2 separate regions of the Homo sapiens genome follow, and region 1 is linked to region 2. A link is an interaction called in ENCODE POLR2A ChIA-PET data of the cell type or tissue named here. Cell type or tissue: GM12878. All regions are shown on one strand. Links, peaks and the distances in the headings refer to the core of each region. The heading gives the core; the rest is flanking DNA. Region 1 has its middle 15 kb from the start of TVP23A. Region 2 overlaps TVP23A (trans-golgi network vesicle protein 23 homolog A).

Region 1 (5,370 bases), core at 133-5,132, 53 kb after region 2:
TTTTCCCATCACACAAAACTGGGGTGCACAGTCCCTGCCAAACCTTTAACCCAAGGTTGCAAAGTGCCTGCCCAAGGGTCAACTCTGGGCTCCAGACATGTTTGGGTTGGACCTGCATAGTTAAAAAAAAAAATAGGCAGCGTTCATGGAGTTAATGGCCAGTATTGGAAAATTGGGGCCAAGTGTAGTAGCTCACGCCAGTAATTCCAGCACTTTGGGAGGCCAAGGCAGGAGGATCTCTTGAAGCCAGTTCAAGACCAGCCTGGGCAACAAAGCGAGACCTCATATCTATTTATAAAAAATAAAAATACTAACCAGGCGGGGCATGGTGGCCTGTGCCTGCAGTCCCTGCTACTTGGGAGGCTGTGGTGGGATCGCTTGAGCCCTGGAGTTCAAGCCTGCAGTGAGCTGTGATCACATCACTGCTCTCCAGCCTGGGTGATAGAGTGAGACCCTGTCTCTTAAAAAGAAAGGAAAGAAAAGAAAAGAAAAATCAGATGTCACTTTTTTTTTGAAGTCTGTACTTCTGTTTTTTCTTAAGGAAGCTCAGGTGACATGGAGCCTGAATTCCCTGTGGTGGGAGCTGAGCGGTGCTATCCCCCCTTAGATGGGGTTGCAGAGTCGAGCTCACCACCCCCAGACACCAGTGTGCTCACTTCATTCTCTGCCACTGGCGAGTTTGCCATTGCTCCTGAAAACCTACTGTTGTAACCTGGGCATGGTGGCTCATGCCTGTAATCCCAGCACTTTGGGAGGCCAAGACACACAGATTATCTGAGGTCAGGAGTTTGAGACCAGCCTGGCCAACATGGTAAAACCCTGTCTCTACTAAAAATATAAAAATTAGCTGGTTGTGGTGGCACATGCCTGTAATCCCAGCTACTGAGGAGGCTGAGGCAGCAGAATCACTTGAACTTGGGAGGCAGAGGTTGCAGTGAGCTGAGATTGTGCCATTGCCCTCCAGCTTGGGCGACAAAGCGAGACTCTGTTTCAAAAACAAACAACAACGACAAAAAAAAAAAACCCGCTGTCAGGTGGGATTCCCCAGAAGCAGACCATACCCTGCATGAGGGTGCATGAGCACCTTAGGGATTAGGCAGGGCTCTGGGGAGGGTCGGAGAGATGGGCTGAGAGGCAGGGAGGCCACACAGGGGTGTGACAGCAGACAAAGGCCCTCAAAGGTGTATCAAAAAGTACCAAAAACTGAGTGGCTTAAAAATCAGAAATTCATTGTCTCCCAGTTCTGGAGCCTGGAAGTCTGAGATTAATGTGTCTACAGAGCCCTGCTCCCTCTGCAGGCGCTAGGGAAGGATCTGTCCCCAGCATCTCTCCTAGTTTCTGGTATTTTCTAGGCTGTGGCTGCGTAATCCAATCTTCACATGATGTTCTCTCTGTATGCGTGTCTGTGTCCAAATTTCCCCTTTTTATAAGGACACCGGTCATATTGGATTAGGGATCCACCCTACTCCAGTGTGACCTCATCTTTCTAATGATGTCTGCAATGACTCTATCCCCAAGTAGGGTCACATGTTAAGGTACAGGAAGTTAGGACTTCAATATAGGAATTTTGAGATGAAGGACATAGTCAACCCTTAACAGAAGGTAACTGTGGCTCACCCCACAGGGGGTTCTCAGAGTCTCCAGTGGGAGGGGGGAGCTGGGGTATTTATACTCTCCTGTCCATCTTGCCCTTGCCCCATTGGCTCTAGGAAAACACACAGGCAAAGCAGGTTCCAACATCATGAGGAGTGTCTCTAGCTAAGAGGTGCAGGGGCTGCTGTTGGAAGTGAAAGCTCACCAGGACCTGGTGGGAATGAAGATGGTGACAGGATCCGAGGGACTGTGGGCTCCTGCCAACCACCATCATGGTGACACAGAGGAAAGAGTCTTTACTCCACCTCTGTCATCCACTACCTTGGTGGGAATTGACCAGTAGGGTGGCCCTAAATGAGTCACTGGCCTCTCTGCCTTACTTTCTCCACATACAGTCCACACCAGCTGGGACCAGAGCTGCTAGGAAAAAGAATGGATGATGCCCACTCACCCCCATCCATGTGCACCCCAACCCAGCTGGCGCTTGGGGAGTGTCAGCAGGTGGAGGTGGTAGAGCCCTCATACCTATCAGCATCAACTCACTTACAGAGGGACTGAGGAGCCCCTGGGAGAAACAGGACCCCCAAATCAGATAGCCCTCCCCATGAGTGAGCTCAGGATATTCAAACACAGGTCTTGAAATGCGGCACCTGGATTCTTGGCCAAGGTACCTCGAGGACTGGATTTTCATTTCTCAGCCTCACTTGGCCTTTATACCTCCGAGACGCTGCATTCACCATTCATAATTTTAGCTCAGTTCACTTGGAAAAACCCAACCACAAAGCAGAGAACTTGAGAAAGGCCCCAGTCTGCATTTGGTGGGTCCAGGCATGGCCACTTCTACCCAAAGGGTGGTGTCAAGGCCCCTCCCTGTGTTCTGCCACAGCCAGGAGACTTTCATCCAACTGTAGCCAGGGGACTTCCGCTCATGGGAGTCACCAAACACCCTTCTTTTATTTTTTATTTTTTTAGAGACAGAGCCTCACTCTGTTATCCAGGCTGGAGTGCAGTGGCACAATCACAGCTCACTGCAGCCTCGACCTCCTGGGCTCATGCCATCCTCCTGCCTTAGCCTCCCGAGTGGCTGGGACAACACAGGTGCATGCCACCAAGCCCAGCTAATTAAAAAGTTTTTTTTTTGTTTTTTTTTTTTAGAAACAGGGTCTTGCTATGCTGCCCAGGCTGGTCTCAAACTCCTGGACTCAAGTGATCCTCCCACCTTGGCCTCCCAAAATGCTGAGACTATAGGCATGAGCCACTGTGCACAGCTGAAATGCCCCTCTGAAGCATATGGGGTGGGACTTCTTGGCCTCATTTTCCAGATAAGTGGCTGAATCTCAGAGAAGAAAAGGGACTGGCCAAGGCCACCCAGGGGGGTGAGACCATCTCTCCTCTTTCATCTTGTGCCCTTCCCTACAATCCCACCTCCAGACCACATGCAAAGTGAGCTTGTTGCCCAGCAGTAACTGGATCCCGTAGACGCCTGCTCAAAACTTTCTTGAGGCTTCCCTGCCTACACAGTTGAATCTCAGTGCCACGTGGCCTGGCCCTGGCGACTTCTCCCCCACTCTCAGCCCCTGCCACTCTATCTTCCTCTCCAGCCCGGGCCACACCACCCACCGTCCTTGGTAGCTGCTCTTGGAATGCACCAAAGTTGACTTGGGGACTATGCCCTCGCCGTCTCCCTTGCCTGGCACACCCTCCACACGCCTTGGTGACTATGCCCTTGCCATCTCCCTTACCTGGAACACTCTCCACACGCTTTGGGGACTATGCCCTCGCCATCACCCTTGCCTGGCATGCCCTCCACATGCCCTGGCATGCTCATCACACGGCCAGCTCTTCCATGTCCTTCAGGTGGCAGCTCAGAGGTCACTTTCTGGAGGAGCCACGGTTGGTGCCACACTAGGACCTTATGACACTCACTCTCTGGCAAACACCTGGGACTCTGCCTGGGGGCTGTCTCTGTCTTCTAGAAGCCTCAAGACCCAACAGTCAAGGCCAAAGGTCTGGAGTGGTGAAGCCCCCAGATGCTGCACCCAACCATTGACTTTCAGGAGCTGATGTACCCCCAATCATCCAACACATCACTCCATCAAGTTCCTTCCCATCTTCATCTGGAAGTATCCAGGTGACTTGCTTGTTGACTATGTGTTTCCCCAACTCGAATGTAAGCTTCTTGAAAACAGGTTCATGATCACCCTCTTCCCCCAGTCCATGTCCCCAGCCCCAGGACAGCTCCTGACTGATAGCAGGTCCCCTGTACATAATTGATGAATGAATGAATGAATGAATGAATGAATGAGTGGGTGATGGAATAAGTCAATGAACCCCAATCCAGTGCTCCTTCTCCCCTCTTCCTCAGCTCTCACTGGAGCTAGAAAACAAAAATCTACCTTCAACCATCTCCTGACTCAGCCCCATCCCCAAGGAGGGGCTCACACCCTGGTCCCTGGGAGATTTTTTTGTTTTTGTTTTTGTTTTTATAAGATCTACACCCAGCCTCAACCCTGAACTCTGAATGAATTCGTCTGGCAGGGGGACCCAGGCAGCAGCGTTCTTAAAAAACTGCCCAGGAGGTGCCAATGTGCAGCCAGGGTGGAGAACCACTGGTTTAGAATTTGGGGAGTAGGGGAGGACCCAGACAGAATCCAAGGTTCTAGGGTGGCCAACTCTCCTAGTTTCCCCAGACCAAGGGGATTCTCAGGAGGCAGGCTCTGCAGTGCTAAAACTGAGATAGTCCAAGCAAACCAGGATGAGTGGGTCACTCTACGTGTTCCCCATGCCACCTGGATAACAGACCAGCCAGCCACACCGCTGCCCTGGCCACTTCTAGAGGTCCAAGTCTCTTGAGATCCCCACTGCCTTGTGGAGAGGGCCATGAATCCTGCTCTAGACCTTGAACATCAGAGGAGGGGAAAGGGCCACAGACGGACAGCATGGGGTGAGATTGGAACCACGGCTCAGGCAACTGATGCTGATGAAGATCAGGCCATCCTTCCTCCTTTCCTCACCCCCACCCCAACCTAGGCAGGTGTGATTCTAACAGAGGGAGCTGGGCTTTCCCATGTGGCTTGTGGGCAGTGCCTATTCATTGTGAGAGTCTTTTGGGGTCAGGCTGGATTTGTTTCCGCTTCATTATCCCCTACCCAGGCCTGGCACATATTAGGTGCTCAGTAAACAGAGGCACGATACTAAAGGCATGCAAGAAATTGATCACCATGTCAGCTGGGAACGACCTAGCTTTTTCACCCACTTTCCTCACTGCACACACCCAGTGTCTGCTATAGTGTCAGACACAGTGGAGATGCTCAATGCCTGTTTGTTGACTGAACAAAAGAAAACATTGACAGCTTTTCCAAACAGGCTTCTGTCTCACTCCAGCCTCTTGCCCATTACTCTGTTGGGGATTTGGGGGCCTTTTCCTCACACCCCTTGGTCTGAGTATTCATCCAACCACATGAATAAAATTAAACTTTTATCTGTTCTGTTATGTAGGGCAAAACTACCAGCTGACCCTAATATCTTCTTACATCAGATGAGGATTTTTGGCTGGCTCATGGTCCTATCAGCTAAAGATCACCCTTCTTGGCCTCCCCTGCAAGGAGTATGGTAATGTAAAGTAAAGCTAATAAAGTAAGTTGTGCCACTTTGGGATTATATTTTCCCTCTGATAGAATGCAGTTGTGATGGTAGGAGCTGGAGCAGCCATGTTGAATCATGAGGTGGGAGCCATGAATAAAGATTGGGAAACCAAGAAAGAGAGGGAAGCTGAGA
Region 2 (5,370 bases), core at 297-5,296:
GAGGTCAAGAGACTGAGACCATCCCTGGCCAACATGGTGAAACCCCGTCTCTACTAAAAATACAAAAATTAGCTGAGCGTGGTGGTGGGCGCCTGTAGTCCCAGCTACTCGGGACGCTGAGGCAGGAGAATTGCTTGAATCTGGGAGGCGGAGGTTGCAGTGAGTTGAGATCGTACTACTGCACTCCAGCCTGGTGACAGAGCGAGACTCCGTCTCAAAAAAAATAAAAATAAAAATAAAAGAAGAATTAGACAGGATCACCAGGTGTGGTGGCTCACACCTGTAATCCTAGCTCTTTGGGAGGCCGAGGCAGGCAGATCAGTTGAAGTCAGGAATTCAAGACCAGCGTGGCCAACATGGTAAAACTCCGTCTCTACTAAAAATACAAAAATTAGCCAGTTGTGGTGGCAGGTGCCTGTAATCCCAGCTACTCAGGAGGCTGAGGCAGGAGAATCGCTTGAACCTGGGAGGTGGAGGTTGCAGTGAGTCGAGATGATGCCACTGCACTCCAGCTTGGGCAACAGAGCAAATCGCTGTCTCGAAGAATTAGACAGGATCACATAGAACTTAAAAACTTCCTGGAGTGTTCCAGAAGATAAGACTCTTGGGTGTCTCTTTTTGCTGTAAACCTAATTGAGAATTTCCTAACTGAATAAAATTTTGTCCCTTGCCCCTGGAGATAAATAAATGCTCTTTCAATAACTGAAAGTTCTTTGAGGGCACAGACCATGTTTAACACATTTTTATATCCCCAAAAGCACCCAGTATTTAAGATTCTCCGCAAACATATTTGTTATGTTGAACCTTGTAATCGAGTCAGTTAGAATCACTGGAAACATCTGTCCTCTTTGTAGAACAATACAAATGTAAAAAAAAAAAAAAAGATAGAGGGTCGGGCGCGGTGGCCCATGCCTATAATCCCAGCACTTTGGGAGGCTGAGGCGGCTGGATCACTTGAAGTCAGGAGTTCGAGACCAGCCTGGCCAACATGGTGAAACCCTATCTCTACTAAAACTACAAAAATTAGCCAGGCCTGATGGCAGGCGCCTGTAATCCCAGCTACTTGGGAGGCTGAGGCAGGAGAATTGCTTGAACCTGGGAGGCAGAGGTTGCAGTGAGCTGAGATTGCACCACTGCACTACGGAGCAAGACTCCATCTCAAAACAACAAAACATACAGATCTCAAAAAAATGTCAAAGTGTGAGCCAAGTGTGCGCTGACCCATGGTAAAATGTGGAAGTAAATGCATTCGAATAAATCCCTTGCCCACCCGCTTCTTTCTTTTTTCTTTTTGGCTGTGGCTCTCCTAAAATAAAATGCAGAAAAATTTCCAGTTGTTGATAGCTTCCACTTAGCTGGGCCCTGATTAACTCAATGGAAAGTGGTGTTACTCAAACAGAGTTCAAAGCCCAAAGCAAGTAGAAGAGGACGCCTGTTGCCCTTTTAAATGTTGCTTTAATCCTATTTTATGCAGGTTGCTCCATCAGCATCCTCCAAGTCCTCATTCAGTCCCTATCTGGAGTTTGCCCAGCCTGTGCCTCTAGCTAATACTGTGTGATCTCAGACCAGTTTTCCAGAGTTTTGAGAGTCATGGCTTAAGTCCTGTCCACTCGTCTCTGCCATCGGGTCCTCCATCCTCCTGCTCCCCAGCAACATGGAGCACACACACACACACCACCAATCACCTCCAGTTCCCAGTGCCATTGCTCTCTAACTCCGCCCTCCCAGGCACCAACCTGGGAGGTTGCCCCTTGAGAGGCAAACAGCACAGGGGCATGGCACCAGCTGCGTGTGTTCCCGGACCAACTGAGAATCAGGCGGCATATTCTTGTGGCCCAAAAACGAGATGCAGATGAACTGGGAGAGGAAGTTTTTATTTCTGTAGCCAGTTACAGGGAGAAGACCTAGAAAATATCGCCAGGCCAACTTAAAATTACCAAGTTTTCCAGAGCTTATATACCTTCTGAGCTATATGTCATGGATAAGTTTGCATTCATCTAAAATAAGTGATTGGCCGGGGGCGGTGGCTCACGCCTGTAATCCCCAGCCCTTTGGGAAGCTGAGGCAGGCAGATCACTTGAGCTCAGGAGTTCGAGACCAGCCTGGCCAACATGGCAAAACTCCGGCTCTAATAAAAATACAAAAATTAGCGGGTGTGGTGGTGCACGCCTATAATTCCAGCTACTCGGGAGGCTGAGGCAGGGGAATTGCTTGAACCCAGGAGGCAAAGTTTGCAGTGAGCCAAGATCGTGCCACTGGACTCCAGCCTGGGCGACAGAGTGAGACTCCATCTCAAAATGAATGAATGAATGAATGAATGAATGAATGAATGAATAAAATAAAATAAAGATTAACTTCTTTTAATCTATAACTAATATCTGAGTCCTGAAGACCTTCCTCTGGAGCCTCAGTAAATTTACTTAATCTAAATGGGTCCAGGTGCTGGGGTGATTACCCTTATCTTGTCTCCTGCTAAATGATGGAGGTTTGGGGAGTCTCTTCAGACCCCTAATAAACTTGTTTGTGGAGGCCTGGGGAGTTTCTTTGGACCTCCCAATAAACTTATTTCATCCTAAATGGGTCCTTTGTTATCTTGTCATACTTCAAGGACCAGGAAAGACCTGGGCACAACTCTAGGTGGGCTTTTGTCACATTCCAGCCTTTGTATAAGGGCACTGGCTCTCTCAGCTTTTAATATTTAACTTCACCACTCATTCAGTGCTGAGACAGCTGTTATGGAGGCCTATGTTAGTGAGAACTGGCCTGCCACCCATGGGCTTGGGCGCTAGACCACCAGCATTCCAATCCTGGCTCTAATCTCTGAGTAGCTCTGTGGTCTTCCCTAAGCTACTTAACTCTGTGATCCCTCCATCTCCTCTTCTGCAAAATGGGAATGCCAACAGGATCCACTTCCTAAGACACTGAAAACATCGGGTGAGGGTGGTACATAAAAGTGCCTGAAACACACACCATGCTCAAAAACAGGTGACAGCCATTACCATCTCAGTCCTCCGTGTCATTCGAAACAACGGTTCCACCACCAAGAGCCAAACTGTGAAATTCCCCCTCTGACCACAACTTTCTCTCACTCCTGAGGGGACTACCTTTTGTCTTTGCAGGGATCTCCCAAGACTCCTGGGCCCCTCACATTCCCCCAGATGAACCTTCATCATGTTCAACTTGAACAGGTGCTATTTCCACACAGTATCCAACATCCCCAACCCCAGCCACATAGAAACCCATTGTTTCAAGAAGAGGAGACTCGGTGCTAACGCCTATAATCCCAGCACTTTGGGAGGCAGAGGTGGGCAGATTACTTGAGGTCAGGAGTTCAAGACCAGCCTGGACAACATGAAGAACCCCCATCTCTACTAAAAATACAAAAATTAGCCTGGGATGGTGGCAGATGCCTGTAGTCCCAGCTGCTCAGGAGGCTGAGACAGGAGGATCGCTTGAACCTGGGAGGTGGAGGTTGCAGTGAGCCAAGATCACATCACTGCACTCCAGCCTGGGTGACAGAGTGAGACTCCATCTCAAAAAAAAAAAAAGAAAAAAGAAGAGGTGAGAAAATGACACAGTGATGAAAGGGGGAAAGGGATTACTCAAGTAAAGTGTTGTCAAGGCAGGGAGAGTCCTGATGGGGGCTTCTGTTCAACTTTCCTCTCTTTCTAGATCCACTTATGCAGCTCTGGGCCCTTGTCACCCATTGTCTTCCTCCCCGGAGGGAAGCACAGTAGATTCTCAACCTGGAATGTGTGTGAAAGCCACCTGAGGAGGTCTCACGTTGTGCACAGGATACAAGGATTCAGATTTCAGGTGGGACCTGGACACATGAATTTCACAAAGAAAAAGCACAGCTCTACCCGGGTTCAGCAAACTACAACCTAAGGGCCAAATCTGGCCATGGCCTGCTTTTGTAAATGAAGTGTGGAGTCTTAATTAGGGAGAGTCAGGTTGGCAGAAATGAGGGAAAACAAAAAGAAAAGGCAGATAAGCTATAAATCTCCCTCTGTTCACGGTCCAGAACACGCAGCCCTCCTTCACAACTAACACAATCTTTTTTTTTTTTTTTTTTTTTTTTTTTTTGAGACAGAGTCTCACTCTGTTGCCCAGGCTGGAGTGCAGTGATATGATCTCGGCTCACTGCAGCCTCCGCCTCCCGGGTTCAAGCAATTATCCTGCCTCAACCTCCTGAGTAGCTGGGATTGCAGGTGCCTGCCACCACACCTGGCTAATTTTTGTATTTTCAGTAGAGACAGGGTTTTACCATGTTGGCCGGGCTGGTCTCGAACTCCTGACCTCAGGTGATCCACCTGCCTCAGTCTCCCAAAGTGCCAGGATTATAGGTGTGAGCTACCGTACCTGGCCAAATAACACAACCTTCCCACACTCAGCTGTCATCAGACCCTCAGCTGATACAAAAATCACAAGTGAACTCACTGCAACCTTGGCATTATCAGTACTTCCCAAAGCCCTCTTCAGCACACAGCACAAGCACTATCCCAGAAAATCCCCAGCAAGCCTTTGTTTCCTGGCAGTCAGCTCCTCTCTTGCTGGCCTGCCCCTTGCTCCTTTGAAATGTACTTCCACACTTGCCTGTCTTTACCTATAACTGTCTTGGTAAATTCTTCTTAAACCTGTGCCACCAGCCCCAGGTAGTTGCTGCTCACCTGTGTCATGAAGTTTTGTTGGTTTTGTTTTCGTTTTTGTTTGTTTTGTTTGTTTTTAAGACAGGGTCTCACTCTGTCTCCCAGGCTGGAGTGCAGTGGTGTGATCAAGGCTCACTGCAGCCTCGACCTCCCAGGCTCAAGCACTCCTCCCATGTCAGCCTTCCAAGTAGCTGTGAATACAGGCAGACACCACCACACCTGGCTAATTTTTAAAATTTTTTGTAGAGATGGGATCTCACTATTTTGCCCAGGCTGGTCTCAAATTCCTGGGCTCAAGCTGTCCTCCCATCTTAGCCTCTCAAAGTGCTACAATTACAGGTGTGAGCCACTGCGCCCAGCCTGTAAATCAAGTTTTACTGGAACACAGTCACACCCACTCATTCGCTGGACTACCAAGCCCAAAATACCCAGAGAGTGTGCCAACCCCTGCTCCAGACCAGCAAGAACAACTTGGTGATGACATTAGGCTCCCTTCAAAACAACCCAAAATGAAGCAAACTGCCCCTACCTGCTCCCCAAACCCACACTCCAAAAAAATCTACTTTCAAAAGCTGTTGGGTGGTTGCTGCCTGACTGGCACAATCCCAAGGGGTTGTGTTCTTTCTTGGAGTGGGTGAGGGGGTAGTGATTGGGAAGGGATATGAGGGAGACTTCTGGATGCTGGGATGTTCTGTATCTTTATCTAATGACTACATGTGTG

The links. ChIA-PET counts read pairs that join two places held together with the same protein. Peaks named below come from ENCODE experiments on the same cell type or tissue, not always from the same donor. Only the 100,000 strongest peaks of a DNase experiment are listed, where the experiment ranks them.
Region 1: POLR2A ChIA-PET joins it to region 2 with 6 read pairs; 4 of 35 experiments call an interaction of 5 or more read pairs at or near these places.

What each region holds. Positions count from the first base shown.
Region 1 is chr16:10,831,048-10,836,417 of GRCh38, forward strand. No RefSeq gene overlaps it. Among named protein-coding and RNA genes, the nearest start is that of TVP23A, 15 kb to the left of the region's middle. RefSeq lists an enhancer at 3,154-3,283. In GM12878, for the core only: no CTCF peak of the experiment used is centred there; DNase peaks (open chromatin) are centred at 1,035, 2,324 and 4,704; H3K27ac peaks cover 2,077 bases.
Region 2 is chr16:10,777,794-10,783,163 of GRCh38, forward strand. All of the region lies in intron 2 of TVP23A (trans-golgi network vesicle protein 23 homolog A), which reads right to left. Among named protein-coding and RNA genes, the nearest start is that of NUBP1, 37 kb to the left of the region's middle. In GM12878, for the core only: no CTCF peak of the experiment used is centred there; a DNase peak (open chromatin) is centred at 3,068; H3K27ac peaks cover 336 bases.